Regions from separate parts of the Mus musculus genome. Here regions 1, 2 and 3 are each linked to region 4. Evidence: chromatin loops called from intact Hi-C (ENCODE). Cell type or tissue: left cerebral cortex. All regions are shown on one strand. Each heading gives the region's core, and the rest is flanking DNA. Links, peaks and the distances in the headings are about the cores only.

The links. Peaks named below come from ENCODE experiments on the same cell type or tissue, not always from the same donor. Only the 100,000 strongest peaks of a DNase experiment are listed, where the experiment ranks them.
Region 1: it touches region 4 in a loop (2.3-fold over the local background); 14 of 42 quality-filtered maps call a loop at or near these places.
Region 2: a loop joins it to region 4, with 1.9 times the contacts of the local background. A loop is called at or near these places in 5 of 42 quality-filtered maps.
Region 3: a loop joins it to region 4, with 5 times the contacts of the local background. A loop is called at or near these places in 13 of 42 quality-filtered maps.

The regions. Positions count from the first base shown.
Region 1 is chr15:25,801,413-25,808,797 of GRCm38, forward strand. Myo10 (myosin X) reads left to right here. Exons shown (of 41, transcript NM_019472.2): 34 at 1,851-1,974; 35 at 2,887-3,184; 36 at 4,099-4,306; 37 at 5,131-5,267; 38 at 5,645-5,765; 39 at 6,324-6,776. Among named protein-coding and RNA genes, the nearest start is that of Retreg1, 38 kb to the right of the region's middle. In left cerebral cortex, for the core only: CTCF peaks have their summits at 3,992 (motif pointing right) and 4,612 (motif pointing right); DNase peaks (open chromatin) are centred at 4,018, 4,595 and 6,318.
Region 2 is chr15:25,839,923-25,847,307 of GRCm38, forward strand. It overlaps Retreg1 (reticulophagy regulator 1), which reads left to right and starts at 3,376. Exons shown (of 9, transcript NM_001034851.2): 1 at 3,376-3,690. The coding sequence starts at 3,422. It also overlaps the pseudogene Gm4824. In left cerebral cortex, for the core only: a CTCF peak has its summit at 3,288; DNase peaks (open chromatin) are centred at 1,104, 3,213 and 3,562; H3K4me3 peaks cover 2,308 bases; H3K27ac peaks cover 1,742 bases.
Region 3 is chr15:25,955,269-25,962,653 of GRCm38, forward strand. All of the region lies in intron 3 of Retreg1 (reticulophagy regulator 1), which reads left to right. Among named protein-coding and RNA genes, the nearest start is that of Mir7212, 11 kb to the left of the region's middle. In left cerebral cortex, for the core only: a CTCF peak has its summit at 4,289; a DNase peak (open chromatin) is centred at 4,270.
Region 4 is chr15:25,897,333-25,904,717 of GRCm38, forward strand. The region is part of intron 3 of Retreg1 (reticulophagy regulator 1); the gene reads left to right. Among named protein-coding and RNA genes, the nearest start is that of Mir7212, 47 kb to the right of the region's middle. In left cerebral cortex, for the core only: a CTCF peak has its summit at 3,427 (motif pointing right); DNase peaks (open chromatin) are centred at 1,890 and 3,433; H3K27ac peaks cover 524 bases.

The DNA.
Region 1 (7,385 bases), core at 1,480-6,479, 95 kb before region 4:
TGAAATCTTACATTACAGATGTTCCATCTCCATAGAGGTGTTAGAGTTTGGCACACTATGCATAGACAGAAGATTGTGTGTGAACTGGGTAGGGACTGCTTAAACCATCCCAGAGTCACCTCTGCCCCAGTTGGAGACCTCTCAGAAGTCATGGTGATTCCCTTCTCAATATTCTGTTCTTAGGTCCCAGAAGTAGATTTACAAAGAGCCCAGATTGGGCGCTGGGGATATAGCTCAGTGGTAGAGTGCTTGCTGTTATGGGCAAGGCCCTGGGTATGGTTCAGTCTCCACCACCTGAAAGGAAACAGAGAGCCCAGATTGTGCTAGAACACTTGGGATCCCTGACAGCTACCTCCAGATCGCCAGAAACAACAAATCTCATTGATTTCGTAAAATTTCAGTTCCCTGCTTGTAAGTTTAATTGTTCAGTCAATGTTTGTTGGTTGAAAGCACCGATGATTAGCCGCCAGCTGCCACAAACCTCCCTCATGGTGCTGTGGACCCCGGTGAAGCTGGAGACCCCTGGTGGTCTGATAGAGCCAAGGTTGGAATTTCCTACCCAAACCCAGGGGTTTCCAATGTGGTATGTTTTCTAGAAATTTGAGACCAAGCTACAGCAAATTCTTAATCCCCAGTACACAACCAAGCTTCCTGTGGAACCCAGGGCCCTAGATACAAATAATCTCATTTTTAGCAATAAAGATATTTTTCTAAGCTTCCTTTTGAGAGAGGAGGCAGGTTTTTTTTTCCATGTCAAGCCACACATTTTTATCAAAGCTGTGCCATCTATTTTTATTCTCTAATTGCAAATTCAGACATTCAGAGAATAAATAGTTTTTCCAAATATAAAAGACTGTGTCTTCAGAAATGAGACAAGTTACCCCAATTAACTAGAAGATTTAAACCATCGCTTTTCTGCCAGCCTCCAGCGAGTGTTGTTGGAAAGATTTCCTACTGGAAATGACATTTCCCTGGAAGAATGAATCAGTGCCTGTGCCCAACCCTGCTGTTTGTTTAGTGATGTGGCTGCCTCCGTGGCATCCCAGTAGCATGTGACGAGCGTCAACACAGGATAGGATTCTGTCCAAAGATCTTAAATTCTCGGCAGAGGGGCCTAAGGGGGACGTGTCCCTGTGGGTGTGAGGTGTGTCATTTCCAAGTTCAGAAGAGCCATGAGGCCGAGCATTGAAGAACAGTGCTCGCGCCCGTTGTAGAGAGCCAGTGTTCAGTCCCCAGACCCATGTCAGGGAGTTCCTAGCCACTTCTAGCTCTGGTTCCAAAGAATACTATGCTGCTCTCTCTTCTGGCCTCCACAGACACCACACATATACACAGAACTAAAAAGGAAGTCTTTAAAAGAAGTGTCAAAAAAATTAATAATTAAAGCCAGTCTATGGCGCTGCATGTCTATAATCCCAACAGTTGGCCGACTGAGCAGGACTGTCATGAGTTCTAAGGCTACCCTAGATCTGCCTAAGACTCAAAATATAAAGTCTATCAAAATGTATTTTAAAGTGAACTATACTTGGAGATCCCACGATTGATGGCAAATCATGAAGATTAATTTGTTCAGTAGACGTGTGAGTAGCTACAGGGATGGGGGGTTTTAATAACGTGAGGAGACTTGGAACACTTGAGACAGACACTGAACTGTGTCACATACTTCTGGGGTCCGTGCTTAAATCCAGGTTGGATTGATTCTCTTTGGCTGGAAATGGTCACCGCTGGATTTCCTGGACTTTGTGAAAGATGTTCTGTGTGTGGAGGCATGGTGGGATTCGCTCTCTAAGAGTAGGTGCTCGTCACAGTCCGCCTCCTTGCTTTCTTTCAATGGCTGCTTTGCTTTGTAGGAGAACTGCCTCAACTCTGACGTGGTGGAGCAGATTTACAAGCGGAACCCGATCCTTCGCTACACGCATCACCCGCTGCACTCCCCGCTCCTGCCTCTTCCCTATGGGGACATAAATCTCAACCGTGAGTTCAGAAAGCCCCCAGGATCCTCAGAGCCTCGTAACTTTGTTCTAACGTGGAAGCAGTGCTACCTCAGAGAGTCTCTAAGTCATTCCAGACAGGAAAGAGACGGTAAAACATGCTCAAGTACAGATGTAAGGCAGCGGTTTATCAACCTGAGTCACGACCCTGCTGGGGGTTCGCGTATTGGGTATCGTGCGTATCAGATACTTAACAATTCATAGCGGAAGCAAAGTTACAGTTAGGAAGTAGCCGTGAAGTAATTGTGTGGTTGGGGTCAGCACAGCAGGAGGAAGTGTATTAAAGAAGCAGCATTAGGGCTAGGAAGGTTGAGACATTAGAGAGTGCTTCTCCATGAATTCAGGGCAATCCTTAGAGTGAGTATACAGTGCCTGTTGGACTGTGGTAGGAAGGTGTGCCTATCCAGCCCTTCTGTCTTTAACTGTCAATACACCATCCAGTGAGTTGTCTATATGTTCATTCCTTCATTATGAAGTGGCTTCGTAGCATGGTGTCAGCAGCGGCAGCTTGCGGGAGGTACGCAGCACATCCGAGACGCGTGAGGCAAGGCTACGGTCTGTAGAGGATTCATTGCAGTTTTGCCTGACAGTATTCTCAAGTTCTAATGGATTGACAGGAGATGTAACCTGTCATTTTTAGTCAAGGTACATAGGTCCTAGACAGTATCACGTCTTAAGCAAGAGAGCTGTCCAACTATAGTTCAGGTTTTAATCAAGCAGGTTCTGTACTAAAACCTCAGCTGTCTTAACAGAGCAGTGCAGCTCGCTCGCCTCTGCGCGGACATTCCTTAGAAGTGGCTGCTTGTCCCCACCCCCATCCCTTCCTTTAGTCTCCTGCGCCTGTCATAACTTCTTCCAGCCCCTCCAGTGATTTCGGTTGGCTTTCTTTCCCTAGTGCTGAAAGACAAAGGCTACACGACCCTTCAGGACGAAGCCATCAAGATATTCAATTCTCTCCAACAACTGGAGTCCATGTCCGACCCCATCCCTATCATCCAGGGCATCCTGCAGACCGGGCACGACCTGCGGCCTCTGCGGGATGAACTGTATTGTCAGCTCATCAAACAGACCAACAAGGTGCCCCATCCCGGCAGCGTGGGCAACCTTTACAGCTGGCAGATCCTGACCTGCCTCAGCTGCACCTTCCTGCCGAGCCGCGGGATCCTCAAATACCTCAAGTTCCACCTGAAAAGGTAGAGCACTAGGCCAGGGGGCACTTTTGAAAGAAGCTGGGCAGAGCTTACAGAGGTATAATCCACCATTGCGACATCAAACGCTGCGACAGGGCTCTCCAGCCCGACCCACAGGGCCCCTCAAGCAAGTGTGTATGACTTAGATGTCCTCTTGCCCTTTAAGCCGAATGAAGAATCAAGCCACTAATGTATTCATGCTGGGTACATTTAATTACTCTCTCTATAGAAAACCCCAACTTTGATTGTGTGTGTGTGTGTGTGTGTGTGTGTGTGTGTGTGAACTGACTTAGTTCTTATCAGATTTTATTCTGAGGTTGACAGCGTGAGGTTATGGAATACTTTTAGGTAAAAAAATGGCTACGTAGGTGAATCTCTGAGTAGTCTGTCTAATCTCATTGTTCTGTGTGTGGCAAAGGCAGCTAACAAGTCTCATTTTGCTCAACTGTGGCAAACAACATTTAAAGCTGGACACGGTGTCTTGTTTTGGTAATCTCCTCACTGAGGCAGGAGGAACGAGAGTTCAAGGCCAGCCTAGATAGAGTACATCGTGAACCCCTACATTAACAAAGAAAGGCCAGGTGTAGGCATGGCGTGCACACATTTAATCCCAGCAGGAGGCAGATGCAGGCAGATCTTTTTGAATTCAAGGCCATGGCCCAAGGCATTATAATTTTGGTTATTAGCGGTGCCACATAAAAAAAAAAAAAAACTGGCAGCGGACTACCCGCAACGTAGGTTCTTTACTTTTTCCATGTCTGAACTAAAGCTGGACCTAACCAGAAAGACACTGCCATTCACTCCTGTCACCACAAGGGGGCAGCCTCCCAGCCTCTGCTGCTGAACCCTCCCCACATCCCAGCTCCCTCTGGCCAGCCTGTGTCTATCTCCAGTTCACAGTCACCTTTGTCTCCCAGGATACGGGAACAGTTCCCAGGAACCGAGATGGAGAAGTACGCCCTCTTTATCTACGAATCCCTTAAGAAAACCAAATGCAGAGAGTTTGTGCCTTCCCGAGATGAAATCGAAGCTCTGATCCACCGGCAGGAAATGACGTCCACAGTGTATTGCCATGGCGGAGGCTCCTGCAAGATCACCATCAACTCCCACACCACAGCCGGGGAGGTAGGGAATGCCGACAGTCAATCGCCTTGTGCTTGTTGCACACTGGCCCATACGCCTGTGGTACCTGAATGTGTGTTTATGCTCAGTGTATCCGCTCAACAAGCAAGGAAGTCAGTACAGCCAGCAGCCAAGCGCACGCACACACACACACACACACACACACAGTAGAGGTAAAAGTTGAGTTACGTGCAAATGCAAAGCTCCACCTAAGCCAGTGTCCCTCAGACGTAATCTCCCCCATCTTGAACGTGTCTAGATCTGCAATGGGGAAACCCTGTGAGAAGGGTGTGTCGAGTCTCTTCGGCCACCAGGTGTCTCTCTGTGCCTGCCATGAGAATGTGGAGAATACCACATCAGAAGAGCACATTTTCCCCTGACCTCTTAAATCAAGCCCAACAAAAGCTTGGAATGATGGTGGCGTTGCTAATTAAGCCTTAGGAGCCTTTTGAAGTGACTCATCATTAGAAATCGCCACTGTTTCTCAAGGCTTATCAATATATCGGATAAAAGATGGGACTTAGGGGTTTCATTTATTTTTCCAACTACTGAGGCTTTGCAAAAAAAGAAAACCGTAAGTTAGTGGTCCTCCTCTCCCCTGCCCCTCCCCCCACGCCCCGGGGAGGGGAGGGAAGAAGAAAGTCAAAGCTGAATTTATCAAGACAGTAAGAGCAAGCCAGTACATGCTCAGGCTCCGGGGCAGCAGTCTCAGAGGGCTGTGTGGACCCTGCCACACCAGCCTCTCCCTCCGACAGATGACGTCGTATGCATGTAAAGCGCATGGCGGCAGCAGCGTCTGAGCTGAGAGCCCCTGATGTGTCTTCCAGGTGGTGGAGAAGCTGATCCGAGGGCTCGCCATGGAGGACAGCAGGAACATGTTTGCCTTGTTTGAGTACAACGGACAGGTGGACAAGGCCATCGAAAGCCGGACCATCGTAGCTGACGTCCTGGCAAAGTTTGAAAAGTAAGTTCCTCCCCTTCAAAACGCCTGGAGAACACGTGTGTTTGCGTTAGTTTATATTTTACCCTTGTTAATCTATTTACCTTTTCCTCTCTGCCACCTGTTGGCCCTCTTTGCTTGAAAGCTTTCTCTTTATTATCTACCCTAAAGTGGAACCTGGCTGGAACAATGCACTTTCCCTCTGGTTAAACTACCCAGGAGATCTGACAAGGACTGCCTTGCTATTTTGTTTGTGTGACGACCCCTTGTGTCACCTCTTTGTCCCATCATATGGTAGGACAGCTTCATCTTCAGAGTACGCTGTGTGAAATCAGCCCTCTGTGGGTTACCATGGCCCATTTCTGGTTTTGCTCTGAGACTTTTGTGGCTTCTGCCTGTAGGCTAGCTGCCACGTCAGAAGCCGGGGACGCGCCATGGAAATTCTACTTCAAACTTTATTGCTTCCTGGACACCGACAGCATGCCAAAAGACAGCGTGGAGTTTGCGTTTATGTTTGAACAGGTAAAAGGAACTCCAAGAGACAGATTCTTTTCCTTTGTCAGAGACAAGAGAGAGAAGCCCATTACTGCAGCAAATAAATAAACTGCTAAAGTCTGTAGGATTAGGTGCGGTAGCAGACTTACCAGCAAGGAAAAGCTAACCACTCACTGTGGAATGAGCACTCGGTTTGAACACCACTGCCAAGACACTTGATGTGCCAGAGTCAGGGGATACTCAGGCAGGGCACCTCCACTCTCTCAGAGGAGAAGGGGAGGGGGAGTAGAGGGGGGACTGGGAGGGGGACAGCAATCAGGATGTAAAGTGAATTTAAAAAAAGTATCACTGCCAAGAGACCATAGGAGTAAAAGCCACTCCAGGGTTGGATGACACCCATGAAGGGGAGGAATTTGGCTTGGAAGCGGCAGGCCGTGCTTTGCTAGGAGAAATCCAAGTGGAAACGTGGGGGTAGGTGGGTGCTTTGCGGGGGAGGAATTTAAGCTTAAAAGGGAGGCTGGGATACAGTCTGCATGGCATGAGTAGAGGTTTCCTGACATATTTGCTGTCTGTCACCTCCTTTAGGCCCACGAAGCCGTCATCCATGGCCACCACCCAGCCCCTGAGGAAAGCCTCCAAGTGCTGGCTGCCCTGAGACTGCAGTATCTGCAGGGCGACTATACCCCGCACACCTCCATCCCACCCCTCGAGGAGGTTTACTCTGTGCAGAGACTCAGAGCTCGCATTAGTCAGTCGACCAAAACCTTCACCCCGTACGAGCGCCTCGAGAAGAGACGGACCAGCTTCCTGGAGGGCACGCTGCGGCGGAGCTTCCGGACCGGGTCGGTGGTTCGGCAGAAGGCGGAGGAGGAGCAGATGCTGGACATGTGGATCAAGGAGGAAGTCTGCTCGGCTCGCACCAGCATCATTGACAAGTGGAAGAAACTGCAGGGGATGAACCAGGAACAAGCCATGGCCAAGTATATGGCCCTGATCAAGGAGTGGCCTGGTTATGGATCAACACTCTTTGATGTGGAGGTGAGAACCGGTTGAACAGGCAGGTGCTGTACAGTCCGGACCAAACTGTCTCAGAACCTGAACCTCCCTGGGGTCACACAAAGGGACAGAGGGACCACTTGGCTCTGTGCCTTCTGAGTCTCACCACGAGCATCCTCGTGTCCCACACGGGTTTTGTTTTGTTTTTTTGTTGTGTTTTCTTCGGTAGTTTTTGTTTTTACCTGTGTGTGTGTGACATCTGGAAGAGGGCAAAGGTCACTGAACTGAAGTGGTCAGGATTGGAGACAAGCACCTTAACCCACTGAACCATATTGCGGCCCTCCTCAAAGGTTTATTTTCTGTTCCTTTGTAGCAAATATTTCTATAATGGAGTCGCCAGTAGGATGACCTCCATGTGTGTGGCTGGTTGGCTGGTTGGCTTGATTTCTGTTGCTCTTGATCTAGATTAACATTGGGTTCAGCTGGCTTCAGACCTACTCTGTATTTGAAGGTGGTCTGAACCCCTTTCGTCCACTTCCCAAATGCTGTCCCGGAACTCAGAGTCACCTGCCCCTGCTGGGATTAGAGGTGTGTGCCAACACCGCCAGGCAGTGCAGTGCAACTCTGCAAAAGAGGGATTGACTTTTCCTG
Region 2 (7,385 bases), core at 768-5,767, 58 kb before region 4:
TTTTTATTCATAATCATAAACTTAATTTTGCAATCCAGCTAGACTTGAAGGGGAATGAGGAAAATATGGAACCCAAAGAACTTCAGTGAGAGCAGAGATTACAGGACATTGCGAGCAGATGGGGTAGGGACGCTCTCCTGAGCTACAGAAGGAACGGTTTGATGGGTAAAACGCCCGCAAGTCAAAAGAAATTAGAGTTGTCCACAGTCGGAAATGGTGATCTTCTTGCTGGTCTTGCCATTCCTGGACCCAAAACGCTCCATGGCTTCCACAATGTTGATGCCTTCTTTCACCTTCCCAAAGACCACATGCTTGCCATCCAGCCATTCAGTCTTGGCAGTGCAGATAAAAAACTGGGAACCGTTTGTGTTGGTCCAGCATTTGCCATGGACAAGATGCCAGGACCTGTATGCTTCAGGATGAAGTTCTCATCCTCAAATTTCTCTCCGTAGATGGACCTGCCGCCAGTGCCATTATGACATGTAAAGTCACCACCCTGGCACATGAATCCTGGAATAATTCTGTGAAAGGAGGAACCCTTATAGCCAAATCCTTTCTCTCCAGTGCTCAGAGCTCGAAAGTTTTCTGCTGTCTTTGGAACTTTGTCTGCAAAACAGCTTGAAGGAGACGCGGTCCAAGGGTTTGTCATCGGCTATGATGTCGAAGAACACAGTGGGGTTGACCATGGCTGCAGCAAGCGGCGAAAAGCGACAGTGGCGTCTGCAAAGCCTGAATTGTTCTTTTTTTTTTACCCATCCAGTAGCTACAATTGTTTCCCTCTCTTTCATATTTGGGAGGGGGCAGCTTTCTGGCTTCTTTGTCCTTTTCTGATATATATTGTCTAATTATGTAGCTCATTAGTATTCATGACTCTATTCCCCCCCAAAATTGTCAAAATCAAACAAGAGTCTTAAATTTAAAAAAAAAAACCCACAAGACTTGTTTTTAATTATTTGAGTCAGGGTCTCACTGTATAGCTTTGGCTAGATTAGAGCTTGCTATGTAGACCAGGTTGGGCTTGAACTCATGGAAATCTGCCTGCTTCAGTTTCTGCTTCTGCCTCCCAAGTGCTGAGATTAAAGCCATGCGCCACATCCAAGTTGCTGCAAGCAGGGAACAAGAATTACTTTACAGCTTCCATCCAACATTAGTTTTCTGTGCTCAGGGCTGAATAAATTACGTGGGCATCACAAAGTAACTACTCAGTAATACCAATTTATGTGTCTCCACCAGTGTCTCCTTGCATTCCACAAGTTTTCAGTAATTATTAGAGGTCAGAAGTAAAGGAGGACATAGGGATAGAGGGATTAATCCAGCCTTTGTCTGAGCAGCCTTTTCTCTATAGTATTTTGGTGGGGGGCGGGGGACGGAGAAGAAAACCCTTCAGAAATCAGAGCTATTCTGGAAAGATTCATCATTAAAGGGAGACAATGAAGATGGAAATCACCCATAGCAGCCAGAGGGTAGCTTTTTGGTGACTCCCTTGCCAGCAGCTTTTACTGCATCCACAGATCCAGACAACAGATAATTAGAATTCAGGGGGAGGAGGAACTCGAAGAATCTTGTAAACTTGTTCCTGAAAGTTTATCAGTCCTGGGTTTGGACCACAGGGACACCAGTTCTACAATCCCACCGCCCTGCGTCCTCAGCTCATGTCCCTGTCAAGTACTAAACAAAGCCCAAATCACATCAAAAAGCATCTTTATCCACCCCAAGCTCCTCCACCAAGGCCAAGAAGGTCCCACATTGGACAAAGTTCTTTGGGTGGGAAGGATGACTGAATTGTTCCCATACTGCCTTTTCCTTGCTTCCAGAACCTCTCTGCATGGAGCTGTCACCCGGATGGCAAGTTGTCATTGCAGAGTAACAATGTCCTTGAAGAAAACAATGACTGATCTATACCTGCAACTCATGTGACCTTTTCCCAAGCAGAACTCCCAACAGAGAGCCCTGCTCCCTCTGGCCACGCCCACCGTGAGTCTCTGAGCTTTAACAAGTCAAGAGCTACATCCCAAACCCTTCTGAAACCTGATTTTTGGATGCAGTTTAAAGGAGAAATCTCTTGGCACTGAGGATTTCCATCACAGCGTTTATCAATTGTAAGTGATACCTTTTGGACTGTGAGTCTCTTGCAGGTAGAAGTCACATCCACAGGACCCAGCAGTGTACCAGGCACACAGTGGGTGGTCAACCAACTTTTGTGTGAACCCTAGACTTGTGATTCCTTCAAATACAACATTCATTTAGATAACTGTCCACGTCTAGCCTGTAATGTGTAAATAAATGTTTACATTCATAGACACAGAGGCCCTCTAGATTAGCATTACAAACTTTAACCCAGGGGCGGTGGTCTCTCTTTGCTTTGAGAACGCACCAAATTCATCCCGTGAATGCAGGCTGGATACAGAGTATGCCCAGAGGATACCAGGTACCCCTGATGCATCGACTCTCATGATTGCAGGAGGGGATTTCATTCTAGAGAAACGAACAGAGACTGGACATGCACAGCAGTCCTTTAGTTTTTCCCACAACCAGGAGAACCACATGGGGAGCTCCGGTATTCTTCGACCTCTGAGGCCGCCCTGTGACAGGCACATCGGATCTACTGAAACACCTCTAAAACTTGGCACACTAGCAGAGGCAGGCCACAGGCCACCCTCTGCCTTCTCTGCTTCCTGATCAGCTCAATGACATTCTGCAAAGAACAACTCACTTAACTGGAAGCGACTTTCACCAGCGTGTGCCCTGTGGTCTGGCGGGTCCTCACTCTTGAAATCAGAGGGCCAAACCGGTTCTTCCTTGACTCCAAGTGTGCTTTTCTTCCTTTCCCAAGTCAGCGTTTCTATCTGACACAGTTAGGCAGGGTGTTCCTGCAAGGGACCTGGACAAGGGCTGAGTCCTAAGTGCTAAAATACATGGCCAGGGGCACCCAGCTATTTTCTTCAATACTAAAGGATGGACGACTTGTCTGCTCTGGCTGGAGAAAGTGAGAATGCACCACCTTCCCCCTTTTAAAATCCAAAGCCCAGACTTCCCTTGGGGGCGAGTCCTCTACCTGGCCCCCTCAACTGGAAGGAAAGAGGAAGTATTTTCGTTGGTCCCAGGCTCTCCAGGGACGCCGCCCAGCTAGCACCCACGGATCCGAGCCCAGGATGTGCAGCCAGACCCAGGGCGGCCCCGCCCCTACACGAACTTGACCGCACCCTCTTTCCCGGCGCGGCCAGGCCTGACGTCACAAGGCACCCAGCCGCCAGCACCCCGCGGTGCGCACCCTGCGCCCCGACCGGTCCCCCGTTGTCTCCGCTGCTCTCCCGACGCTCACCGCCAGGCGCGCGCGCGCGCGTGCCCGCCCACCCGCCCGCCCGCCTCCCTCCCTGTCCCCGTCCCCATCCCCGTCCCCGCCAGCAAAACACCGCTGAAGATGGCGAGCCCGGCGCCCGAGGAGCACGCCACACAAGGATGCCCGGCTACCGAGGAGCAGCCGCCGCGGCCTGGAGTTCCCGGAGAGGAAGCAGGGCCAGAGGGCGCGGGGCCGCAGGTGGAGGAGGCCGCCGGGAGGGTGGCCGCCGCCCTGACCTGGCTGCTCGGGGAACCCGTGCTGTGGCTGGGCTGGCGCGCAGACGAGCTCCTGAGCTGGAAGAGGCCGCTGCGCAGCCTGCTCACCTTCCTGGGTGCCAACCTGCTGTTCTGGTGAGCGCTCGGGCTGGGTGGGGGCGCCCCAGAGGGCAGGTCACCTTGGGGCGCCCATGGCCGGATGTGGCCTGGCTGGGGGGGTTGCGGGGGCCTCTGCGGTGGAAGTGAAGCCTGGTCCCACTTGCTTGGTCACCTGTCTGAAACAGGTAGTCACCCATTTCAACTTTCCTCTAGACGCACTTCCCTGTGAGTGGCTGTCACCCTTGCTGCGGGTGTCCAGTCTCCAAGGGGAGGTGATGATGGTCAGCTGACCCACGTGAGCTCCTGTATCTAGGGATGGTCCAGAGCTCTTGAAAACTTCGGCCCTGGTATTGTTAACTCTCAGGTCTTGACCTGTACTTTCAAGTATGGGGGGTTCAGAGGCCCGAGGGCTTGAATTAATTTTTTGCACCCGCGGAGGCATATCTGGGCCACCTTAGGTACATTCTATATGCTGCTGCCTTCGTGGGCCACCAGAGATGGGCAGTGAATGATTTGTTTTTCTTTCCCCTGGAGGGTAGGGTTTACTGTCTTAGATCCCAGATGAGAAAGCAGGAGGTAAACAAACAGGTGGATTAGGTACAGCGCCCCGCCCCAAGACTGCACAGCTGTGGGGGTGGGGTGGAGGTGGAGGTGGGGGGTGGGTGGGTAGTAATTTCAGAGAAACTCCAGAGGGAATAGGGGAGGGATTTTCTTTGAGTAGCCCCCAATCAACAGGTTTGCCTCACCAGAAAGTGTTCTGCCTAGGTAAGCATCAGGCAGCGTCTGGCTCCATCACGGAACCATGAGCCGTATCGTCTGGTACTAGTTCATCAAGGGGGAAAAAAAACCTTTGTTTGCTAAGTGCCTTCATAACAAACAGGGCCCTCGAAGTTCCGAATAAGCAGTTTCCCTAACAAGTACCTATTTACAGGACGTAGGTTTCTTAACCCCAAAGTTGGGAAATAAATAAATGCATAAAAAGAGACGTAGCCTGTTATTTTTTTCTTCAAGATTAATAACTTGAGCAACGTGAAGGATTTTCTTCAGCTCCCCGCTGGTCTTGGTTTACTCTGAAAACGAGCTGTGTCTTGTTGCTGTCTGTGGATGTTAATTAGCTTTGGGTCTCTCAGTCTTGCTGTTTCTGGAGTTTAACCCAGGTCTCTATCCTGTTGTAAAGTTACCGTAGCCATTAAATGAAGAGGTTATATCATAGTGAGCTAGGCTGGGCAGGACACCAAGTCTTAGGGCTGGGTCTCAATGATTTACTAATAAGCAGCCTGTTTTAGGTTTTAAAGTTTTATTTACTTAAAAACACCACAGTTCTGAAGCTTGAAGGTACAAAAATGTAAACACTTTGAAAATCTTCTCCCTTTGAAAATCTCTTTCCCACGCCCATCTCGGCTTCTCAGCTTCCTCCCAGAGGCCACAGGGGCAGCTAGCTCTCTGAGTTGTTGTTGTTTTCTTTTTTTTTTTTTTTTTGGATGGTGCCTGTTTCAGCAGAAGTTCTGTGTGTTGTGCAGACTGTGAGCTGGCACACTAAGGATGGGTGGACGCCTTGCTGAGTACTCCTTGTTGTTTTCAACGCATAGAATTCCTTTCCAAGAGTGTTGAACCTCCCCAAGGAGGCTCAGCTGTAGTTCAGAGCATGCACATTTTGAGTGCGATAGCTGAGTCTTGTAGTGTGTATCATTTTGTACATATTATGGAACCGTTTAAAGGGTGAGTCCCACAAGAAAAACAGTTGGGTCAGAGGGCATGTGCCCTTGCATTTTCATGGCTGTCACTGTATTGTGGGTATGGCCGCCATACTGTTGTTGGGATTCTACCAGATTCTTTGCTCCCCGGCAGTGGGTGTGACAGCTTGCTCCTCTATGCTTTTGCCAAGAAGCTTCTGAAAATCGTTTTTCTCTTGTAAATCTAGTAAGGGGAAAGGGTACTCCGGGATGGTTTTAAATTTGCATTTGTCTAAGACTGAATGCTTTTCTTGTGTTCCAGGACACTGTGATTATCTTTTCTCTGCAGTGCCTATGTATCTGTTACAACAACTCTGGTTGTTTCTTCCCTTTAGACGTGGATCTTCTTATTGATTTACTGGAGCTCTTTGTATATGATGGATTTTGCATAATTAATGTAAAGAGTTGCAAACATTTTTCTTGTGATATGTGTGTGTGTGAGAGAGAGAGAGAGAGAGAGAGAGATAGAGAGAGAGATTATGTTCTGTTCTACATCTGTGTGTGTGCATATAGTAGAGGTCAGAGGGCCTCTTTAATTGCTCTCGTTAGTTTTTTTCCAACAAGCTTTCTCACTAACCCTGGAGCTCATATACGTGGCTGGGTTGATTGGTCACTGAGCCTCGGGGATCTGCCTGTCTCTAGCCCTTCATGTTGGAGTTATAGACACACACTGCCATGCCTGGCTTGTATGTGGTGCTAGAGATCTGATTGCTGACGTGACAGGCACATTCCTGACTGAGCCACCTCTCTAGCCTCCTTATGACGTATTCTTTCAGAACCATTGTTGGAACCATTTTTTGTATAAATAATTAAAAAGTATATTTAATATTCTCTCCTGCCCGTCTTAGTTATCACTCTGATGGGAAGACAAAACAGTGGCCACAGATTGAACCTGGTTAGGATCTTACTTGTTTTCTTTTTCCTGTTTGCAGTAGCTGAATTCCACGCATGCATTTGCTCTGACAGAGAACCATCCTGCTCTCAGAATCCTGAAGCAATTGCTGCTTTTGTGCTATAATCCACTGGACTTTAGGACTTTTTTTAATTGATGAATGACTGGTTTTGAGATCTTCCTTATTTGTTTCTCTGAACTTAAAATATGCTGCTTAAAGCCTAAAACTTAAAAAAAAAAGCTAGTTTATATCTTCTCAAATGAGCCTATCTTTGTTTTCATTCCTTCTTTCTCCCCAGCCCCCAGCCCCCCAACAGTATTTTACTGTGTAGCCCTGTCTGTCCAGGAATTTGCTTTGTAGAACAGGCTGGCCTCCAACTCCTAGAGATCCACCTGCCTTTGTCTCCTGAGTGCTGGGATTAAAGACATGAGCCACCATAAAAACAGGTTATTACTCTGTTACCCAACTGGTCTCAAAGTCAAGATCATCCTCCAGCCTCAGCTGCCTAAGCGCTGAGCCCAGGTGTGAGCCATCATTCCTGGTTAGAGATGGCCTCAGTTGGTCCTTTAATTTTCTGGGTCCTGGGAATGCTAATGCTTTTGTTTTCTATGAAAAAAATATGAATAAGTCAATATATTAAAAACATAATGGGCTGTAGAATTCGACCCTAACTCAAGAACAAACAAACAAACAAACAAACAGAAAACCCCGATTTTAGCATAAGCAATGGGCGCTTCATTGATCATTGCTGCTGTTCCAGTGTTGTGGAAGTTAATTTTGTAAATATACAGTTTGTATAAATGTAATACCTGGTGCTAATAATGGCTTTCAGGATTTTGAATTTGACTCAGGAATTTTGACACTGAATACTTGGCCCATGATCTACAACAGTAGTTCTGTGCATTGGAAAGCGGGGATTGAAACAGGTGCCAGCAGGTTGGATTATCTCTAGTATATATTCAGCAAATGTTTGGATGGACATTTTGAGGAAGGATAATTCACTTTGCGATGGTCTGGCTGGGGCAGCGTCATTGTGGATGGGAGAGACTTAGGGTCTTAGAGCAGAAGTGGTTTTAATAGATCTTGGGCTGGGTTAATTGTCTAA
Region 3 (7,385 bases), core at 1,185-6,184, 58 kb after region 4:
ACCATATCAAGTTTTTTTCAAAATATACACGAGTTTAGCAGAGCAGAGATACCCCGTTGAGAATGCAGTTGATTTTATGCCCAGTAGGGTGTGGTCATTTGGCATGGATATATTCTTTTCATAGCTGCTAATTATTTCATTCAACTGATGGCTTACCTACAGAAAGAAACAAATAAGTACACTCTTTAAAGAAAGGCTCAAGGCATGAATGTGACCTACAGTCAAACGGTCCACCGTGTTGGTTAGTAGCTGATACCTGTGCAATGCAGGAGAGTCATCAAGTTTTTTTTCCAGAACCCATGTTATCCTTCTTTATCATATACATCACAATTAATTTTCTTTTGTATTAATTAATGATTAATTAATTAATTGGCCTTTGTATTAGACACAAGTTGGAATGACTCGGCAATTCTGTCAGTTTGGGCTCAGACCCAGTGTCATTAGTCTAATCTCTAAAGAGCAAAATCAGGAATTATGTTGTCCATTGATCGTTTTTCAATTCTAAGAAACATATTCTTTTAAAAAAAAATTGTCACCAGTTTCATACCTCTAAACCTAAGATCCAAAAACCAGGGAATGGACATTTACTTCTGAGCCCAAGTGCAATAAATCCTGGACTGTAATTTGCTGGAAACTACAGATCAAATAGAATTCGAAGTTGGCATACTCCCTCCACAATAACAGGTTGCTTTCCGTGAAGCCTGGTTCTTGACTCTGATTTTTATCTGCCCTTTGAGGATAGAGTGGAAGTCTTTTCCTGCTTCGGGACAGACAGGGAAGTGATTGAATCAAATCTTGGCGTTGGTATTCAAGAAGGACGGGCCTCTTAGTCTTCCACATGTCTCCATTGAGTGCTTGCTTGCCTTATACTTGGGAAGGTCATTTCCTTGCTTGGGACCTTGTCTTATAGAGCCTAGTTATTAGACACTAACAAAGGCAGAAAAGTTGAAAATGGCTGGTGTCTTATCCTCAGGCACGTCAAAAGAATCTCCCAGCTAGCAGAAGAAAGCATCCTTCTAGATGGTGGATTAGATAATCGTGTCTCCCTGTCCCAAAGTGGCACTGCTTAGTTTGAGATACATGGGGGAAGGACAGTCTCAAGGACTGGCCAATTCCTGTTCCTTTTCAAACTAGGGAGGGAGGGAGGGAGGGAGGGAGGGAGGGAGGGAGGGAGGGAGGGAGGGAGGGGTGTGTGTGCATGCATGCATGATTGTGTGTAAGTGTACATGTTTGTGTGCGTGTTCGTGTATGAGGGGTCTAAACAGAACACTAAGTTGCCCAAAGAAGGTGGGGCTCAGCTTCTGTGGGTAAGAAAAACAGGCACGGAGCTGGCGCCTCTTTGTCCCTGTCCCTGGGAGAAGGTGCTCCTTGCCTAATTGGTCTGAGAAAGTGAGAGACCGCTCTGAGCACTCTGTAATTGTTTAATCTCTTGCTTGCTTGTTTAATCCTCCAGTTGACACATCCCATTTGCTTCGTCATGGCTCTAATTCTGTGTGTGGAGAGAGACATTTCCCTGTCCTTATTTTGTTCCTCTCCCTACACATATTCACTCATAGAGGGCATAGCAAGTCTCCAGGGGATTAAGAAAAAATTCCGACACGTTACACTAAGAAATGGTAAAGTGTGTAACCAGATATTGACTGACCTTTCTAAGAAAAATTCAACAGGAATTAGCATCAACAGATGGTCACCAGCAGTGAGCATGAGACCCTGAGTCACTCGCTGAGAATGAAAGGTCTCTAGGCCAAAACGTATTTATAGGTGTGAGGGCTGCACCAGCTGTTTGTCACAGTTGCTAGGTGACAAGTTATTACAAATCTTTTTTTAAAAGCTTGTTACATTGGACGATGACATGGCTAACTTTCTGAAAAATACTGTTTAGCTTCGATTTATGTATACTTCCTATCTCTAATAAAATCACACTGTGAAACAGTCTCCCATAGTGCTCTGCCAGGAATCTTCTAAGTATGTTTGAATGTGATTATTGGATCACGAATTCACACATGACTATGGAAAATCTACAAAGTTACCAGAGAAGTGTGTGTGAGGCAAGCACTGGAACAAGCGAGCTCTGTCCCCAGGCCTTTCTGCTTGTCTCAGAGAGCTCAGAAGAGAGTCCACAACATTTTTAATGTGATTTAAAATCCAATGGGGAGTGAGCATTACAAGGATCATAAACCATCACAGTGGAATTTCTGCATGAAGACAATAGAAAAAGCATGGCTTCCAGTAACAGATCTCCTGAGCCCCATTTTCTCTGGGGGTAAAATGGAGACTGGCACACCAGTCCTGACTCGCAGGGTGCTGTGGTGACTTGTTGAGAGAACAAGGATCACGTAGTGATGATCTGAGACAGTGCTTGCCGATGAAGCCCTTAGCAGACCGCAGTCAGGGCCGTCCGTCATTATACAGAAGGATATAATTTAGTCTGAGCAGCTGGCCCCAGACTGTAGGATGGCTACTGGGAACTGCATAGAAACTGCTACTGTGCTTGAAAGAGAGAAGAGGCCCAAGTTTGGCCTAGAACCAGGGCTGCTCTTTACCTGTCTCTATTTTGACTCATTTCGTCGTAGTTAGGGATGGATGCCCTCTGCCATTCGTCTCTGAAGTGATCTGTATGTTCCAGTGTGGACCGTGTACTTCCTGTGCCGGTCACTCCTGTTCCATGTGACCTTGAGCCACACAGATAAAGAATCTAGACTTCAACTTCCTCGGCAGTAACCTGGAATATAATAAATCAGACATGATCACTAAAATGAGGTTATTGAGTTTCTAAGTGTCGGAAGAGTCCCTGTCCCCTGGAAGGTGTTGTCTGCTCATGACACTCTGGACTTGAAATGGGTTTCTCTGTTTATCTGAATCATTATTCAATCTCCCTGGCTCTTTTCAACTTAAAAAAAAAGTTACCTAAATAAAAAGTCTTGCTAATCTGTGTAATCTTATTCTACAATTATTTTTAATAATTGTCTGCCTCATAATTTAAAATGTATAGTTTTCAGTTATTTTAGCTTAAAATGTGTTAGTTCTTTATTTTGTTACAAATGGCAGAAATAAAACTGAAAAACAGCTTTATGAAAAGGAAATTGGCCTTAGTCTGTAGATGGCCTTGCTGTGTACATTGCTTCTTGGTTTTAGCAGTACTAAGAATTCAAACTGGACCTTCAAGATTCATTTATATTCTAGTCCCTCCCCCAACACACATAACATACAGCACACACACACACACACACACACACACACACACACACACTTGGTTTTTCCTGTCCCTCTCTTTCCCATCTCTTTGGTAATTATCTCCTTTAACAAGTTAAAAATATGTGAAAATATTAAAAATGTTTTGTTTTGAAAAATAGTCTTCACTTTTAAATAGACTTTGCACTTTGGGACAGTCTATAGCCACACAGCAACAAGTTTATCCTACCCTGTCCACAGCAATGAAAACATTTTGTATTTAACAAGTTTGTCTCTCTTATCCAACCCCCTTAGTTTACAAATTAATTTTTCTCTAGTAGCTTGAGATTAAAAGCTATTTCTAACATGTCACTTTCATGTGTGAAGTCTCTCTCCCTCTCTCTCTCTGTCTCTCTGTCTCTCTGTGTGTGTGTGTGTGTGTATACATGTGCCATGTGGGCATGGGTGTGTTCTCAGGCACTACGTGGTCATGTGTCATCTCGCTGGTTGAGGGCTATGCCTCCTCACTTGAAGTCTCTGGAGTTAGGAACAGTAACAGTAAGCACACTTGCTGTAGACTCAGTGGACTATGAGAAGCGAAGTGCCCACAAGAGATCTTACTTTTTGAAAATGACACTAAGACTCACTTGTTTCGGTATTCGTGTTGTTGGTCAAACCCTAGCTAGCACATCTCCCCGCTTTCAGATAGACAGTTTATTTTTTTTTTCCATTTTTATTAGGTATTTAGCTCATTTACATTTCCAATGCTATACCAAAAGTCCCCCATATCCACCCACCCCCACTCCCCTGCCCACCCACTCCCCCTTTTTGGCCCTGGCGTTCCCCTGTACTGGGGCATATAAAGTTTGCCTGTCCAATGGGTCTCTCTTTCCAGAGATGGCCGACTAGGCCATCTTTTGATATATATGCAGCTAGAGTCAAGAGCTCCGGGGTACTGGTTAGTTCATAATGTTGTTCCACCTATAGGGTTGCAGATCCCTTTAGCTCCTTGGCTACTTTCTCTAGCTCCGACAGTTTATTTTTAAAGAGCGTTGACTCTCATGTTTCCTGATCTTAGAGAACCCCCTAATGGAGAATACTGTGTCCTACACTGTGAAGCCACAGACAGCGCACGAGAATTCCATCAGGTTAAATGTTAGACTGCAGCCAGCACTTTTTACTGGGCATGATAGCACATGCTATAATTCCAGCACTCTGCAAGTAGAAGTCTGAGAATCAAGAGTAGTAGGCTAGCCTTAGCTACATAGCAAGTTCAAGGCCATCTTGGACTACATGGCATCTTGATTCAGAAACCAAACAAACAAACAAACAAACAAACCAGCAACAAACAAACACACCCCCTCAAACCTTGCTTTGGATAACTTTATATTTTTAAAGATTATATGTTTTGTGTGAGTCTGTGTACATGACTGTAGTTATCCAAAGAGGCTAGAGGTGTTGGATCCCCTCTGGCTCTGGAATTTCAGGCCTGTGTGAGCTGCATGAGGGGGCCATTCTTGAAGCTAAGCTTTGGTCTAGGGAAGCGCAGTGCATGCTTTTAACTGGCGAGCTATCTCTCCAGCCCTGATAACTATCATCTTAAAGGAAAAGAAGTACAAAATAACGCAAAGACACGCACAAAAGTTTTCGTTTTTTAAAAAATTCGATTCAGACCTATTTGACTTTTTGAAATCTACTGAACAACTGAATCTGGGAGGCCCTTTGGGAGCCTGGTTGTAAAAGTTGCCCTCAGGACCAGGGCAGAGCTTAGTTCAGAGATGATTCATTTTCTTGGCTGTTGAGCCAAGACCCCACTGGGTGCTCTATCAATGACTGTGGATATTGAGGTTTTTCTAGTTGAGTTGAGGACATGGAGGCTTCTTCGCACAGACACTGCTCTTTCTATGCGTTCATTACAGCCCTTTCCTGCTGTCTGAGTTTCTCATGCAGGCACACCTATCAATCCTCTGCTGAAAATGTCAGGGGATTCCCCTGCGGACCTACTAAGTGCACTCTCTCTATTCATCTACTCTCGGGCCTGGGACTCCTCACTCTTGGGTCAGCTCAGGGAGATGACAGATCCCACCTGGGTGGCTCCTCTCTGCTCTGGCTTCTGGAAATTGTAAAGGCAGTGAGCTAGGCAATTGTAAGAGTCTTGGTGCGTTCTCTCTCTCTCTCTCTCTGTCTCTCTCTCTCTTGCCTAATGAGTAAATCTAGCCCCTGACATACCATCTTGCCCTGGCAAATATCTCTGTCTATTTTTTAAAATAGTACTTCCACATATTTTGCTTACAGTGACTCTTAGGGTAAGAAACACATGGTGCAGAGTGCCTGGATCACTTATTCTTGCAAGTTTCTGAGCTTCCCCTAAACTGTTCCACCAGGATCTTCTCAAGTGAGGTCCAGGCCCATTTCAGTAGCCTGGGAGCCAGACACCACCAATGAAAAACTCCAAAGGGTGGACTTCCGTACAGCATGCACATGACTAGTTACAGTTTACCAGGACAGGGAGACAGAAAAGCAAGGATATTGGCCTAAAATTCAATTCAAAGCTCCTTCCTGTTGATAAAGGGGCTGCTTGTCCCAGGAGCCATCATATTATGTTTACAGTCCATAAATTCTTCAGCTGTTGACAAAGGAGTTTGGGGCTAAAGGTTGATCAATACCTTGCTAAAAAGACTAAAGAAAACTTAAGTAAATGGCATTGAGATTGATCTAGCTGTCTGTCTGTCTATCTATCTATCTATCTATCTATCTATCTATCTATCCTGAGAGAGAGGAAGATTTGCAGATTCTGGAGCCAAGCCTCTCTGAAAGCTAGACTGGCTACAAGGGGACTGGGACCTGTGCAGTGACATAAACTCCTAGGACTAAAGGCATGAGGGCCCCAAGAAACTGAAGCTGGTAGGATCCAATGGTGATGCTTCGGTGGACCTTCTCTAGTGGCCACAGTGTACCACTGGCTCACTGTTAAGAAACACCAAGTTGGGAGGGAGTCATGACACTACTTTGTTTTGAACCTGGAGTTTGCATGTCCTGTCTGAAAGCAAGGAAGAAATATTAACAATTACACTGGTGGTAACTAAATTTTCTCCCTTAGAGGAACTTTCATCATAGATGGTGTGTGGTGTTTGGTTAAGAACTTGGTAAAATCTAGAACTGTTTTGAAGGCTAAAGTGTATTTCACTTCCCTGTATGATGGTGGGGCCTTGCTGTGCGTATCAGCTACTGCAAGGATGATAAGACAGCCAGAGGGAAAAGACATCTCCCAGACTTTGTCCAGGATTCACAGAGATTACTACTCTGCTATTATGTTTCCCAGGCTTTCTAGGGAAACCTAGAGTTTTGTGATGGAGCAACAAGTGGCGTGCAGACGTCACTTGTCCTAACCCCCAGAACTACGCATGGGTCTTAGTTTCCGCTGAGTATTTGGATTCTGCACATGACATGCTCTGCTTTCCTGGAAAGGCTTGGGCTTGAATGAACCCACACTGGTGTTGGTCAATCGCAGTTCTTTTTTTCTTCATTCTAGGAAGAAGAGAAACAAGGAATGTTCCCTATTCTCAATAATAACGTGTTTTCTTTTTAAAGGGTAGCAGTGAATTTATTTGTTGTTTGAAGGTTACATTGTTTAAGTTCAATGGAATTGGAAGGCATGAATCTTGTTCTTAGGTCTTGACTCTGTCCCTAAGTAGGTGAGACAACTTGGGTGTGTTTAAATGTTCTCCATCTACAACATGAAGGAATGGGAAAAACTGACATTAGGTCTGACCTCACTCCAAATTGTAGAATTCTGTTACCCATAAAAATATGGTGACATAAATTAATGGTTGACTCACTTGAAGACTATAGAGATGCATATTCCTATAACAATCACTGTTTCATTTGTTTCTAAAAATTTTATCTTTATGTGTATGGGTGTTTTGCCTGTATGTATATCTGTGGACTGCACACATGCATACATGTGGAGGTTAAAAGAAGTCGTTGGTCCCTGGAACTGGAACTAAAGATAGTTATGAGCTGCTGTGCTGGGAACCAAACCTGAGTCCTCTGAAAGAGGGACACGTGCTTCTCACTGCTAAGCCATCTCTCCAGCTCCTCACTATAGCATTTTCAACAATTATATTGCAGTGATCAATTCTTTTGAGTCCATGGTCCATAAATGTGAAGGGATACCCTTTCTTAATCTCCAAATTCATATTTTATATTCAAGT
Region 4 (7,385 bases), core at 1,058-6,057:
CTCGTCCCAGCAAGAAGGCCTGCATCACATATGGGACGCCTGTGTTTGTTCACTGGAGTTTCCAGCGATGGGAATTTCTAATATTTCTGTCCGAGTTTCCTAGGTGGTAACTTGGCATGCATGTTCCATGGTCTTAGTATCTGTCTGGCCTTGGGTAATGCTTTAACAGTGAAAAAAATTAAGAAAGACAACAACTTATAGGTTAAATACACAATGCCAGGCAGATCACTGGGGGGGGGGGCTAGTGTGGGCGCTCTGTGCTCATGGGAGCCATGTACTAGTAGGGTCTTCTTTATTCCAAGTTCATGGATTCTAATGCTAACCCTCCTCCTCGGCAGTGGCTGGACATTGTCCCCCACTGTCCTTTGGTGTGACAGCTGATATGCTCAGGTTACTCAGCAAGGGTTAGTCTTCCCTTTTCCAGTGTCTGTTTTCAGTTTGGGCTTGGTCTCAGTATGAGCCTGGCTTCCTGTCTGTGAGCCTTTCTTCAGTTAGGGGAAAGCATCGGACGACTCTCGTGGAGGTGGTGGCGCACATACGCACGGCACGTGTACAGGAATACTGCAGACGTTTAAGGACTGTTTGCAGACTCTGCAAGGGTTTGCATTGCAGCAGTTCCCAATGCCAAAACCGGGCTCTGATTTTCAACGGCATCGATAGTGACTGGGAACTTTTTAACTCAGAGGCTGCATCATGTCGGTATAGGTCTGCAGAACAGTCATTTATGCAAATGCATGCTCTGAGGACAGCTCGTTTTTTCACCTGTTTGTCTGACAGCAGGAGCTCTGCAAACTGTATGCAGGATTTATACAGAGGTTGCCATCAACTGGACTGAATTAATAACTTTTTAAAAAAAAATTATTTTTTTACTTATTCACTTTATATCCCACTCACCTGCCCCGCTCTGGTTAAATCTTTGCCCTTCAAATATATATATTTACATATATCTATATCTATATACACATACACACACATATAGATAGATAGATAGATAGATAGATAGATAGATAGTAGTTTGTTCATTATAACCCAATTAAGGGGCTAGGTTTTCTGCATCAGAAGTTCCTTTATTGTTCCATATCGATTTATTTAAGGTTTATTTCACTGGCATTGAAGTTGTAGAAATCGAGAGTGAGAAAGCACTGGGGGACTTCTGACATCTTCTGGGACATCCAGAAGCTTATAGCAAGGAACTGCCGCTGGGTGCTGGGTGGGCGGTGCACCAACCTGACTCACCTTGGGGCAGAGCACAGGTCATCCTGGCCAGCGGAGGCAAGCAGGAGCGTGGGCACTAACATTTGGCACTGGCATTCAATGTTCTTTTGTTCCATGGGCTTCCAGATAGTTCCCACAAAATGGACATTAAATTCTGAGGATATTATTCCTCTTTAAAAAAAAAAACCCAAAAATTCACCTAGTGTCTCTACGTTGTTGTCTCGTCTGACAAATGGCACACAGTTTAAAAAATGTTTTTTTGGTTTGTTTGGTGTGTGTGTGTTGCAAGGAATTGTACTTGTGGCTTTTTGCATGCTAAGCAGGTGTTATACTACTGAGCGACAGCCCCAGCAACGACACGTTCTTTGAGGGTGTACATGAGTTTGAAGGAGTATCTTCTGGCAAAAGGTACATTTGGTTGAGTTAAGTGAAGAATGGTTTTCTTTTTCAGAGAATAAAGTCACTGAGCTCAAAGCCTGCTGGATGGCTGCGTAAGCCTATTTTGTCTAATGATAACCGGGCAAGCATGGAAGCAGAGCTTCACAGACTCGCAAGCCTGTCCTGTGCCAAAAGGAGAACTCCAATGGGGCTTTCATGCCTTTAAAAAAAAAATAACAGTTGAGCACAATTCAGTAGTTATCTATTGTCCAATGGGACTCAAAGCCCCTTTCTTCCTCTCCTGACAAAAGAAGAGGCCTATTCATAGACAGAACAAATCCTCACAAGGGTTGCTGGGCTGGGCCTCCAGGCCATGCACAGGACTTCCCAAGATTCCAGCCAACGCTGCTATGTTGTTCAAGTTGTACTTGGCTGTTGAGACCCATCAAAGCCAACTACAAAATGGAGCTTAGTTGTGAAGTCGTTCTGGAGGAAATGACGTGGATAAACAGGCTTATTATCTCTCGCCACGGGTCGTATACTTACTTAAAAATTATTTATGGGCCTTTTAATGTGTCCCATAAATGTGTAGATGTGTAAGACCCATATTCTTCTTTGTGGTGGAGCCTGTGACACTGAAGGAAGTACTAGCCCAGACTGGAGTCAAACTCCCTGGAGATGGATGAATGTTTGTGTAATGGCAATGAATATGTTTTTCAAAAAGTATTAAAGATAAAACTCATGGCTTTAAAAATAAAATGAAGGCTGAGGATGTAGCTCAGTTGGTGTCTGTCTAGCATGCCTGAATCCCTGGGTTCAGCCCCTAACACCTCATAAAACCAGTGTGGTGGCACATGCCTGTAACCCCAGACCTAGGGCGGCAAAAGCATTTGAATCAAGAGTTCAAGGTTATCCTGGGCTACACAGCAGGTTGGAGGCTAGCCTGGGACATAAGAATACTCTCTGAATAAAATAACCATAGCTGTGCTTCTGGATCAAGCTGTGGGTCACTGAACGTTTTTATGCTGTGTAAAGTTCTATCTCGTGCACATAGCACAACCTTTAGATTTCATCTATTTGCACTGCTCGTAGGTTCCCTGAGTCTTTTTGCAGTGCAAAAGCTTGAAAGGCAAAGAGAAACTCCTGGTGCACATGTGAGCATCTGCTGAAGTCAGGAAGCTGCATCTGGTGTGTTTTATAAGAAAGAAAAAGGAGCCAGGGATATGTTTGGTAGAGTGAGGTGTGGTGCCGCGGCTGGGGTTGGGGTGGGCTCTGAGGGGCCCATGCTGAGGCATCCCTTCCTCTTGAGGTACCAGCCACACAAGGAGTATAATGTAGAATATATAGAATAGAGTTTATTTAGGGCATGGGGAGGAAAGTTGAGCGTGTATTAGAGACAGAGAAAGGGGGGGGGAGAGAGAGAGAGAGAGAGAGAGAGAGAGAGAGAGAGAGAGAGAGAGAGAAGAAGGAGGAGGAGGAGGAGGAGGAGGAGGAGGAGGAGGAGGATGAGGAGAAGAGGCTGGCCATGAGCACATGGAGAGAGAGGGAGGGGAATGGGGAGAGAAGAAAAGACAGAGGGATAAGAGAGCAAGAGAGTGAGGAGGGGGTAAGCAGCCCCTTTTATAGTGAATCAGGCATACCTGGCTGTTGCTAGGTAACTGTGGGGCGGAGCCTAGGAGAAATGCTAACAGCATCTATGGAAGGAAGGGTGTGTTAAATGGGCACTGGTTTCTGGGCCTAGACTGATCATTTAGCACCATTGCAAGCCTTCTGGAAAGTTTTCCTTAGGGCTTAGTAAGACGTCTGCTCAATGGTGCTTCTCCGCTAGTGGCCACTAGGGGGCGTGTAGGAGGCGGGACCTTTCTGGGACGCTGAGAAAGAACCCACTGCTAGGGAGATGAAGCCATCCACTCCAAAGCCGGGTTAACAACTTCAACCTTTGGGCAAGACAAACACATCTGTGCTTCCCCAGCTACAAGAAGAAGATCCAGTTAAAATCTACATCTGTCTATACTTAGGATGCATATTTGCATGTGTATGCAATGTAGAGAAGAGTAAAAATTAAATAACATAGATCAAGAGAAACAATAGAAAAGTGTGAAGAGACACATGCCTGTGGAGAGTAAGGCAGAGTGGGCAAAGAGGACACCCAGAAATGAACGCCAGGGACTAGGGATAAATGGCTAAGGGTCTTGGAGGGCGGAAGAAGCAGAGGCACTTGATGTTCTGGGCCTTTTTGCTACAGTTTCTTCTCACAGTCTGTTGTTGCTGTAGACAGTTTTCCCCCTCCCTACAACTTGCTTCTGAATCAAAACACACAGACATTGATGTGTTTATAAAATGATAAAGAGAAAGGTGGTATGTTCTATGGGGGTGTGGTGAGCTATGGGGGAGAAGGGGTGCCTTGGCGGGCTCATGCCAAGGCATCCCTTCTCCCTGAGGGACCAGCTACACGATGGTATACTATAGAATGGAGTTTATTCAGGGCATGGGGAGGGGAGTTAAGAGGGTAGTAGAGGCAGAGAGAGAGAGAGAGAAAGAGAGAGAGAGAGAGAGAGAGAGAGAGAGAGAGAGGAAGAAGAAGAAGAAGAAGAAGAAGAAGAAGAAGAAGAAGAAGAAGAGAAGAAGAAGAGAAGAAGAAGAGAAGAGAAGAGAAGAGAAGAGAAGAGAAGAGAAGTGAAGTAGAGGCCAGCCATGGCCATGAGCATTTCGAGAGAGGGGGAAGGGAAGGGAATGGGGAAGGATAGAAACAAGAGAACAAGAGAGGGAGGAGAGGGGACAAGCAGCCCCTTTTATAATGGGTCAGACCTACATGGCTGTTGCCAGGTAACTATGGGGTGGAGTTTAGACAGAATGCTAACAGATATTTTCTTATCCTTCCTGTTCCAGAACCCTATATAAAGTCAAATCACAACCCCCAGAAAGTAGCTTCATTTCTAGGCAGTCGTGTGGAAGGAGGATACGTTGGTGATTCTTTGATTCGGGGTATAAAATAACCATTTCAAGTTCCAGGCAAAGATCCCTGTTTGTTAGGAAAATATGCGAGTGCTATGGGGAGCTTCCAGAACCGTGATGTACTTAGTGCGGGCTTGGCAAGCCTACTGCCCCACCATGTCCACATTCCAATCCCTCCTGTGCCTGTCACCTTAAATGCCAATAGGCACTTTGCAGATGTAGGGTGTAGATATTTTCTGGATTGTGCACATGGACCCGGGGTCACCACAGGGCTCTTTCCAGAGCAAGACAAGATTGGGTTGGACAGGAGGTGGAGGAAGAGCAGGCGTCCAGGAGGGTCCAGGAGAGCTGGTCCAAGGAGCTGATGGTTTGGGTCACCGCCTCTGGAAGGGAGACGGCTAATAGACAGGCCACAACTCCAAGACTATGTTTGGGAGGGGCTTCAAGCCACAAGCCTGTGGCAGTTTGTTGCAGCAACCATAGGAAAATAGTGGAAAATTCTGTCTTAGTCAGGGGTTCTATTCCTGCACAATCATCATGACCAAGAAGCAGTTGGGGAGGAAAGGGTTTATTCAGCTTACACTTCCACATTGCTGTTCATCACCAAAGGAAGTCAGGACTGGAACTCAAGCAGGTCAGGAAGCAGGAGCTGATGCAGAGGCCATGGAGGGATGTTCATTACTGGCTTGCTTCCCCTGGCTTGCTCAGCCTGCTCTCTTATAGAACCCAAGACTACCAGCCCAGAGATGGCACCACCTTGGGCCCTCCCACCCTGGATCACTAATTGAGAAAATGCCTTACACCTGGATCTCATGGAGGCATTTCCTCTAGGGAGGTTCCTTTCTGTGATAACTCCAGCTTGTGTCAAGTTGACACACAAAACCAGCCAGTACATATTCGTTATGATGTGAAAGAACCAGTCTTTACTGGAAATTGTCAAGGGCAAATTGGTCAGGTCTATCTACGAAAGCAATAGGTTTTACCTGGTTGGTGACGTAGTTGAGTCCTGACATAGTTTGATTCAATTTGTCCAAGAGCAGTATCCTGAAGCAGGGGTGTCAGGGTTGGTGGGACAGAAAGACAGAAGGACAGCCAATGTGTCTAGGAAAATGTTGCCCCTGGGACAAAGGTAAAAGGAAGATCAAAAGAGGAACCGGTGTGGTGAGGAGGGTCCCGAGTCAAATGACGATGCTATACCGGAAGCCGGCATGGGGCAAGGCTTGGAGGCAGCAGCATCTGTGTCCTGAGAGACAGGAGGGAAGCACTAAGGTGTGGAAAGCCTTCAGAGACTTGCGTGCGTGATGAGGTCTCTGTGGGTTTCCTTTATGTGTCAGGTTGGGGAGGAGGCTGTTAGGACTGAAAACAAATCGAGGGGCTTAAAGATGAGAGGAAGGCTGAGGAAACAGGTCAGGTGGTATGAGCTGCATCCTGGGAAAGGATGATAGCGAGTGAATGGGTGGAGACTAACCAGTGACCTGAGGAGTGAATGGGCAGAGATTTACCAGTGACCTTGGGAGTGAATGGGCGGAGACTCACCAGTGACCTGGAGAGTGAATGGGCGGAGACACACCAGTGACCTTGGGAGTGAATGGGCGGAGACTCGCCAGTGACCTTGGGAGTGAATGGGCGGAGACTCACCAGTGACCTGTAGAGTGAATGGACAGAGACTAACCAGTGACCTTGGGAGTGAATGGGCAGAGACTCGACAGTGACCTTGGGAGTGAATGGGCAGAGACTCACCAGTGACCTGAGGAGTAAATGGGCAGAGACTAACCGGTGACCTGGAGAAAACCCAGGGTTGCTGTCTGGTTCCAGAATGTTCTCATTACCTTCAGAGGGACCCTCAGGTCATTGTTCACCCCCCTCCCTGCCCCCGGCTCCTCTAGCTCTAGACAACCACAGTCTCCTTGTTCTTTATGCATTTGCCTGTGGTTATTCGTATAAACAGCCATGTGTCCTTCATGGACTGCATCAGGCTTCTTTTGCTTAGCGTAATCAGTTCAAGATTCACCTATAATATAACCGTTACCACACTCGACTCCTCTTCACAGAAGAGTAGCAGTCCGCTGCCTGAATAGACCATATTTTCTGCCATCATTAATCTGATGGTCTTCCGGTTATGTCCATTTTCTTTGGCCAGGGAGCAGTTTGATTTTCACTAGTTTGATTTTGACCTCAAAACAGCTATGGTGATGTGAATAAAGGACAGGTGAATGGGTGTAATATGTTGTATATATATACATATATTTAGTGTGTATATATAGTGTTATGTATATTGTGTATATCTCTATCTATCTATCTATCTATCTATCTATCTATCTATCTATCTATCTATCTATCTATCTATCTAATGTGTGTGTATATAGTGTGTTATATTGACTATGTAGGACTCACTGAGGGCCTCAACCCTGCCACCGGGGACAGAGTGTTTGTGGCTGTGAGGGATGGCTTTCTCATTGACTTAGTTCGCAGTTTACAGCTCTTTTGTGGAAAATTGAGCCTCGCAAAGGGGAGTAGGGGTATCGTTAGTAGGGTTGGGGTTGCTCAAGGTCTGACTAAAGGATGAGTAGCCGTGGGGGTCCCCTGACTGGGGAGTGTGGCATCATCATACCTCACGTGCTGCTCATTAGTTATTTTTGAAGTTAGGTTATTCTTACTTGTGCCTGCTTTTAGTACCTGGACAGCCGGGAGAGAACTTGTAACCCTGCAGCCATTTGGCCTGGGCTCTTGGAGAGTATTTTTAAACCAAGACACTCAGAGCCATCTCGTGTCACGTGAAGCCCAGGCAGAACCTGAGCTGTGCTTTCCTGTCCCTTTGGACCACGGCTTTAGATTTC